Linked DNA regions of Mus musculus: all the other regions are linked to region 2. A link is a loop called in an ENCODE intact Hi-C map of the cell type or tissue named here. Cell type or tissue: left cerebral cortex. All regions are shown on one strand. Region 1 holds the start of Gm5563 (predicted gene 5563). Region 2 has its middle 37 kb from the start of Gm42015. Region 3 has its middle 16 kb from the start of Gm42017.

Region 1 (2,500 bases), 950 kb before region 2:
TTTCCTAAGGTTCGTTGCAAAAGGTAAAGGCTTCTTACTTACACAGTTTTATTTTTCTGTCGAGGAGGCCCTTTTAGCTGGTTACATTTGGGGTGCCATATCTCATGCCCAGTGCTGAAATAAGTACTGGTTGCTATCTTAGTGGATATTAGATATCTTAGATGTCTGCCAAGGTTCCTTGTAGAGAGAAAGGCCATTCGGTCTGCCGCTCCTTCAGTGAGATCCGGGGATGCAATGGGTCCCAGAGTGGCCAGACGGGGGCGGGGTGCGAGTGTGTGGTGGGGCGGGGTGGGAGAAGGGGTAGAGACGGGTGCACTGTGCAGAGGGAATTTTTTTTTCAGCGCCGGATCCTGCAGAGGGGCGAGGCGCTCTATTTTGTTTTGTGGAAATCGGCAATTATTTCTAGTTGGATCAATGGGCATAATTTCTGAGAGGTCGGGTGGGTCTGCGTAAGCTTCTACGCGCATTTGGAAACCCATTGGGTTTTGAGTTACGAAACCGCACAGACTTTCTCCCACCCCAGCGGCTCCGGGCAATAAGCTAGGCCTGCCCTACACGGAGCAAGCGAGCGTCAGGCCTTCCCGAGGGTAAGTTTCTCCTCCCGCCGCCCCCACCCCAACCCCCGCGTTGCGGGCCCCAGGAGAGCCAGACATTCCATCTGAACTTGTCCTGGGGTTTTGCGATCCCTGAAACTTTAGGATTCCCAGAAGCATGACCCGGTTCTGGTCGCAGTCCACCGAGGATTGGAGCGGCAGTGACACGGGCGGCCCTGCAGCGGTAGAGCCAAGGTCAGGCCCCAAGGGACAGCGGGGCAGCAGCCTGCAGCACAGATGCAGGACACCAGCGTGCATCCCTGTTCTCTTCCCCAAGAGTCCAGGCTGCCCGGCCTGGTGCTCCAGCTTTGCTTTCGTTTCCCAGGCGAACGAGCCCCAAATTCACGTTTTCACCCAAGAATGCAATCCAGAATCCTTGTCCCCGTATTCGAGTAGGGTGACCAGGAGAACCGAGGTGGGGGCAGGAAACCCAGACCGAGGGTGCCCCGCGAGTGGGCCGAGTTCCTTTCACTTTCCCCCATTGCTCCGCAATTTCGGGTGCAACTACCTGGGCCAAGCCCAGCTTCAGAGACTGGCCCCGTGCTCTGGAGAAAGCAACCACCACGGGAAGAGACTGCAGCCTCAGCGTCTCCTTGTCCGCTTCACCCTCATCCTCTGTGCGGGAGAGGGCAGCAACATACACGCCTGGCACCTTCCTTCTTTCCAAGAGTTGCGCTTTCCTAACCCTGCTCCCCGCTGGTTTTTCTCATACTTCCTTGCCCCCTTTTGCAAAATTTCCGCCTTGATCTTAAATACCTCGAAAGATAGGAAGACCCGGAATTCTATTAAAACAAAACAAAACGTAATGAGCCATTGCTGTTATTTGTATTATTACTATTGCTATTATTAGTATTCGTATTATTGCTATTCCTTACATTTCCCCCTTTAATTTTAGAGTAAAGCAAAGAGAACACGCGGGAACACAGACTTAGTTCAGTATCCCTCCCCAATGGCCCTGTCCCTGCCTCCTTTGGGTCTCCTCTGGGGTCAGAAAGTAGAGAGGAGAGCACACAGGCCTGGGAAAACTAATAAGAATTCTAATGACAATAGAAATGACGAGAAAACTAAACTTTGGCCAACTTAGATTGCAGAAGGAAGACTCCTTGGGAGGGTGGGAAGGTTTTTTTGTTTTCTTGGTTTTTTTTTTCCTCAGGAGGTCACTTTCCCTCTTGCCCAGTGAAATCTGACTTTATTATGTGGGTTTTTTTTTCCAGGATTTCAGGAAGGTTCTTTCCAATGTTTTATTCAGCTTCCAGCCTCTCAGCTTTGGGCCTTCAGGGAAAGTGTTGACTAGGTTCGCAATTATTCAATATTCAATATACCCTTCTAATATCCCTCTGGTTATGATTATTGCTCTTGACCGAGTGGGTGGACAGGTTGTTTTGTATTTCAAATCAAGGAGATAAGACATGGATATGTTTCTGTAGACAACAAGCTGTTCGAGGAGTCCTCACTCCCTCAAAGTAGCAGTTAGGTGACTGTAGAACTCGGTGGTAAAGGACATGCTGTCCAAATCCCGCCCCCCCCCCCAATTTCGGTGGTCATCAGTCCCAAAGGGTGAGGGTCTGAAGTGAAATGGCATGGAGCCTCCTCGGGCTGCAGGGTCTGCACTGAACCAGGGGAATTTGAATCCTATCTGCAATCCCAAAGTCGATGAAAGTTCTGTGGATGTAGATGTTGCTTCTACACCATCAGTGGCCTCAAAATGTGTGTATGTGGTGACCTTATTGGCAGAGACCTAGGCTAATAACTCTAGGGCTGGGGTCCCCCTTGAACGTAAAGGGACCTATCTGGATCCCCCCATACCCTGACAGAAGGGTGCTAAGGAAACCTGGGAGTGCACTATTCTCTGGGGCTCTGGAAAAGACAAATTTTCTTTGGCAGAAGGAATGGTGTCGCGCTGTCGA
Region 2 (2,500 bases):
CCCAGTGAGTCTCCCACACAGCCTTCGAGACAGGGCCAGTTCCCCATCAGCCAGGGTGAAAAATGGAACTGTGCATTGAACACACCAACAGAAGAACCCTGACTTGAAGCTTGCTCTCTCCCCAGCGTTAACGGCTTTAGCTTCGTTTGAAGCTATTTGACTGGGGGCCACCCCGACACTCAGTGTCCTTGTCTAGAAGTAGAATCCTAATGGGCCTGCTAGCAATGGCTCTGGGTTGACAGGGATTCATTTTATGAATGAAGTCTTAGATTAGACTAGATAAGAATGGTGGAAACGCTAAAACAGAGTTTTCTATCCGGTTTAAACACACACACACACACACACACACACACACACACACACACACATCTCAGCTCTCGTTCGAGATGACCCCTGAGCTCTCCTGGTTTCTGCTAATGTTCCCGATAGCCATTCACTTCCTGGTTGTTTGCCTCCTCGGCTCTGATTGGCCAGATTCCAGTTCACTTGGGAGCTGTGTTATGAAGACCTTGAAGGCTCCAGGAAAAGGAAAAATTCCCTCTTCTCATTCTTCTCTCCATGAGCTCTTCAGCCAAACCCACCCTTACCCTTTAAGACGCAGACGGGTTCAACCTCGGATGCCGTCGCATCCATTCTAGACCTATCCTTTGTCCCCAGATCCTGGCATCCAGAGCATGGTGTGGCCTCTCACACTGAGAGGTGGGGCCTGCAACCCAGGTTTTGACTCCGACCACAAGACTCTGCGTTCATTCAGTGTCTCCCCCCCCCCCCCCCACACACACACACACTTCACTCCACTACCACATTCATCTGTCAAGTGCCCTCCCCACCCGACACACAGACACGCAGACTCACGGACAGACACAGCCTTCTCTCCCGTCTCTCCCTCCACCCACGTCTTTTCCCTTGAGCTAGATCTGGGGGCGGGGTGAGAAGAAAGCCAAATGTCTTCCAACCACAGAGTAGTGACAGTGTTGTCCTTACAACACCAACCAAAGATCTAATTTTTTTTCCTTTCCTGAATGCCTAAAAGGAGTTGGAAAACCCGAGGGCACCATTGCCTTGTTTTCTGCTCAATGGAGTCTGGCCAGAATCCACCCACAGCTAAACAAAGCATCCTTTCTTGTCCCACTGAAGTTCTCAAAATCTGGCCAGCCTGACACCCACCCAGAACAGCCCCTTGACCTGACTCCTGCCTTCGTCCTCCATGCCTTTTGATGGCATTGTTCAATATTCAAAATCAGACCCAAAGTGCCTGTCCACACCCTAGTCTGAAAGACCAAGAACAGAATTTTAAAATAATAATAATAAATAAATAAAATCTGTGGCCTAACCAGTGGTTGGAGCGCCATCTGCTGGCCATTTTATAAGCAGCGCCTCCCTCACCAGCCCACATGGCTCTAAGTTCCCGTATTTCAAAGTCTTTTCGGAGTTTAACTCCGAGAGAGTATAGCTTCAGGCGTGGGAACTTGTGCTTTTAAGTACGTTAATATCCCATTATTCTATTATGGGAATACGCATTTAGGAATAAAGGCTCTTTTTAAAAAATCTTTTATTCCTTTTCTTTTAAAGCTATTTAAAGTCTCCATCAAACATCTGGGAGGGATGATCTCAGCTTACAACGGCTTTTATTACTGTCACACTTGTTCCTACTACCGTGATAATGATTGTGGCATTGTATTAATCAATAAATCATAACGAACTCGCTTTTTACACACTCTTAACACAGACCCCCAGACCAGTGTGTGCCCGGGTTTGCAGGAAAATTTATGATTCTGGGTGGGAGGGAGAAGGAGACTATAACACAACAAAGACCAAAATAAATAAATAAAGAGGGAGGATTGCTTTTAGAAAAAAAAAAGGAGGAAGCTTTTTTCTAAAAGAGACTCTCGGCTTGGGAAGGCAGATTTGGGACTGAGTTAATAAATGCCTCTCCTATCTGCTTAGTCAAAGGAGCTTACGTCCCTTTAGCTGGGATTTTTTTTTTAACCTCATTAAAAATCAAAGGGAAAGCATGGGAATTTTCCTCTGTAAATATTTTGCCTGTCCTCTGAGGAGAGAAAACAGAAAATCACCTGTCTCAGTCGGTGCCTTCTTTCGAATTCACTTTGGCCAAATACCTTAGGCAGTCAGGGTGATGGAGAAGAATTGGGGAAGGGGGGGGGGGCTTATGCCTGTCAGCAAGTGTGTCCACCAAGTGTGGGTTTGGGTAGCCATAGGGAGCACGTGGCATCTACCCCTTTCGAGTCTGCAGCTGCCACAGCACAGCACATCCTGAGGAAGGGCTGGCTGAGTCACACGAACCCTGTGGATTCTAGAAGCCCCTTTCCCTGGGCTTCTCTAGGACCCACCCATCACTCTGAGCTCTCCATTGGTCCACCATGGGGGATTTGGTCCACATTCGTCGGGTGTTCTCAGCTTCTTCATCAGATTCCTTCCTCTCTAGTTCTTGAGCTAAAACCCCGTTTATAAGAAAGTCAGGAGCCTGGGAAACATCTCG
Region 3 (2,500 bases), 920 kb before region 2:
TACCGCGCTTCCCATAGGAAAGCGACGAGACCCATGCGAATCGCTGTGCGCGCGCAAACAAGGATCTGTCCGCAGACAATCACGTGTGAATTATCCACAGCCTGGAAAGTACAAACAGCACGCGCCAGAGGTGATCTGCGTGGGAAAGATCCCGTGCTCGTGCGCCCCAGGCTCCGGGGTTTGCGAGTCCCTCAGTGAGCACGACCTTCGGGGCGAATTGCTTGCAGCATACGCTGAATTCGGTGCGGCGCGCATCTCCCACGCTGCTACCAAACGGGTAGATGCGTTGAAAAGTGCTCTGAGTCTTTTATTCGCTGCCGGTCGCTTACTGAACAAACAAAGCCTCTGTGAGGTTCCCGGGCGGAAGGCATCCCAGTCCCTCCACGCGGAACCGAAAGGGAAGGGTGGAAGAGCGTTGCTTTAAGGTCCCCATCTTCTGCCCCTTCTAGCTTCCTCTTGGTTAAGATCAACACATTGTGGCTGCCACCGCGTCAGCCAGCCGCGCTAAATAGCTTATTCCCACACGATGCACGGCCTTCTTCCTTGTCCGGTCGGCTGTGAGCAGTCTCTCCAAAGTGGTAGGACCCGGCGGGCGTCTCCAAAGTTTAGAGCCTTCAAATACCTCCCCTCGATGGCTTTAACAGACCTGAGGCAGAGCCACCGCCCCCCGTGAAAGAGAAAGTTCGACCGCGGGGAACCTCAAGCTGGGGCACTCCAGTCCGCAGGCTCTGGGGAAGAGAGTGGCCTTACAGAGGCAAAGCAAATCCTGGCTACCGCAGGTCTCTCAGCGCGCACGTGCGCCCAGAATTATAATACAATATAACACGTCGTAATATCGGGTATTATACGCACCGCGTTTACCTTCCTTTAGGATTTGTATGTTGTGTTAGGGTGTGCTTATGTGTTTGTTACGACGTGCTGGGACGATATAGCATTCCCTGGCCCATGTGCCCCGCACCTATGCGCTTAGTCGACCTCAAGTCTAACAACGAAAGAACAAGCAAGCGGCAGTATCCATTTCTTAAGCTGTGCACAGAGATGGGGAGGCTCTTTCCTAAAGTCGCCCAGCAAGAAACATGGGGCATAGCTTGGATTAGAACTCATAGCCTAGAGACTAGCCTACGAATAAAAGGGAGGTGTCCACCCACACAGCCCAGAGGGGAATATATCCCTGTACCACACACCGCAGGCTCTGGAATCGCCTTGCAATATAGATTTATTTTATTACATTCTCACCATCTGGTTGAAGAGAGAGAGAGCCAGCCGGCATTCTACAACTGTCTGGCTGGGAAATCAGCCTGGACCGATCTCCAGCTCTCAGGGAAAAGATTCAACTGGTCTGCCTTCCACTCCTCCTGCCCTCCCCCACAGCTTCTCCTAAAAGTCACCTTCACTGGATAGGAACAGAGAGGTTAAAGCAGTGGTTCTCAACCTTCCTAAGGCTGCGCCCCCTGAATACAGTCCCTCACGTTGTGGTGACCAGCACCCCCTCCATAAAATTATTTTCATTGGTACTTCATAACTGTAATTTTGCTACTGTTATGAATCGTAAATATCTGCGTTTTCCGACAGTCTTAGGTGAACCCTGTGAAAGGGTCATTCGAAACCTCCCCCCACAGGGTTGCGACCCACAGTCTGAGAACCACTGTGTTAAATTGCTTACCCAAAGTCACTCAACAAGCAAAGGGTTCAGATCCAACATTCAGACTCCAGAGCCCCGATCTGATCAGTTAGGAATTCTAAGGTTCCATCCATGTCTGAGCAACAGGTTCTAAATAAGGGACTCATCTTTGGAAAGTTAGGAGCATCCTTGGGGTGCAATAAAGCCCTGTATCTCTTTTCCCAAGGAGAAGGGCTCATACAAATAAATGCAGCTTGTGCCACTTGGACTGTATTCCAGGTTCCCAACTGTAACAGCTACAGAGCCCAGGACTGGGTCCTTCACCTCTCTCCTGACCTCATCCCATCTTTGTATATCTTAAAGGAGGCAGAGGGTGGTACCCTCAGATGCTACCCCAGGACCCTTGTTTAATCAGCTCTTCAGCTGCAGAAGCCAGGGGTCACGGTTGCCCTCAGAGGATGCCCTATGCAAACCACCAGCCTCAAACGTTCCCAGTGGTTTCAGGGAAGATTTGGAACCTTCCCTCCAGCTCTCCCATTTCCAAAAAGAGCTTTACAGCAGAAAACAGGGAGCAGAACCAGTGCTCAGCCCTGTGGGGGGTATTTTCAGCCCTTATCCTGGACGCTTGAAGATTTTCTGTCCATGTATCCAATTTGTGGGGGAACTCCCCAAACAAATGTACTTTGTGTCTGTGTCACAAGTGTACCACAGACCCAAAAGTCCAAGAGAAAAAATAAAAATAATATAAAAAAATATAAAAATAATAACCCGGCCCCAAAGGTTACAAATCGCATCTCTGGAGATAAAAGCATCCAATCCTACCCTCAACTGGGAGGAATGAACAACCCCATCCCCACAGTCCCTTGTTCAGCTATTGCA

Evidence for each region. Peaks named below come from ENCODE experiments on the same cell type or tissue, not always from the same donor. Only the 100,000 strongest peaks of a DNase experiment are listed, where the experiment ranks them.
Region 1: a loop joins it to region 2, with 2.3 times the contacts of the local background. A loop is called at or near these places in 2 of 42 quality-filtered maps.
Region 3: a loop joins it to region 2, with 2.8 times the contacts of the local background. A loop is called at or near these places in 2 of 42 quality-filtered maps.

What each region holds. Positions count from the first base shown.
Region 1 is chr5:119,829,826-119,832,325 of GRCm38, reverse strand. It overlaps Gm5563 (predicted gene 5563), which reads left to right and starts at 340. Exons shown (of 3, transcript NR_169213.1): 1 at 340-587. It also overlaps a transcript of Tbx5 not described here. In left cerebral cortex, no CTCF peak of the experiment used is centred here; a DNase peak (open chromatin) is centred at 1,134.
Region 2 is chr5:118,878,768-118,881,267 of GRCm38, reverse strand. No RefSeq gene overlaps it. Among named protein-coding and RNA genes, the nearest start is that of Gm42015, 37 kb to the right of the region's middle. In left cerebral cortex, a CTCF peak has its summit at 1,352 (motif pointing left); a DNase peak (open chromatin) is centred at 1,343.
Region 3 is chr5:119,801,663-119,804,162 of GRCm38, reverse strand. It overlaps a transcript of Tbx5 not described here. Among named protein-coding and RNA genes, the nearest start is that of Gm42017, 16 kb to the right of the region's middle. In left cerebral cortex, no CTCF peak of the experiment used is centred here; DNase peaks (open chromatin) are centred at 107 and 1,186.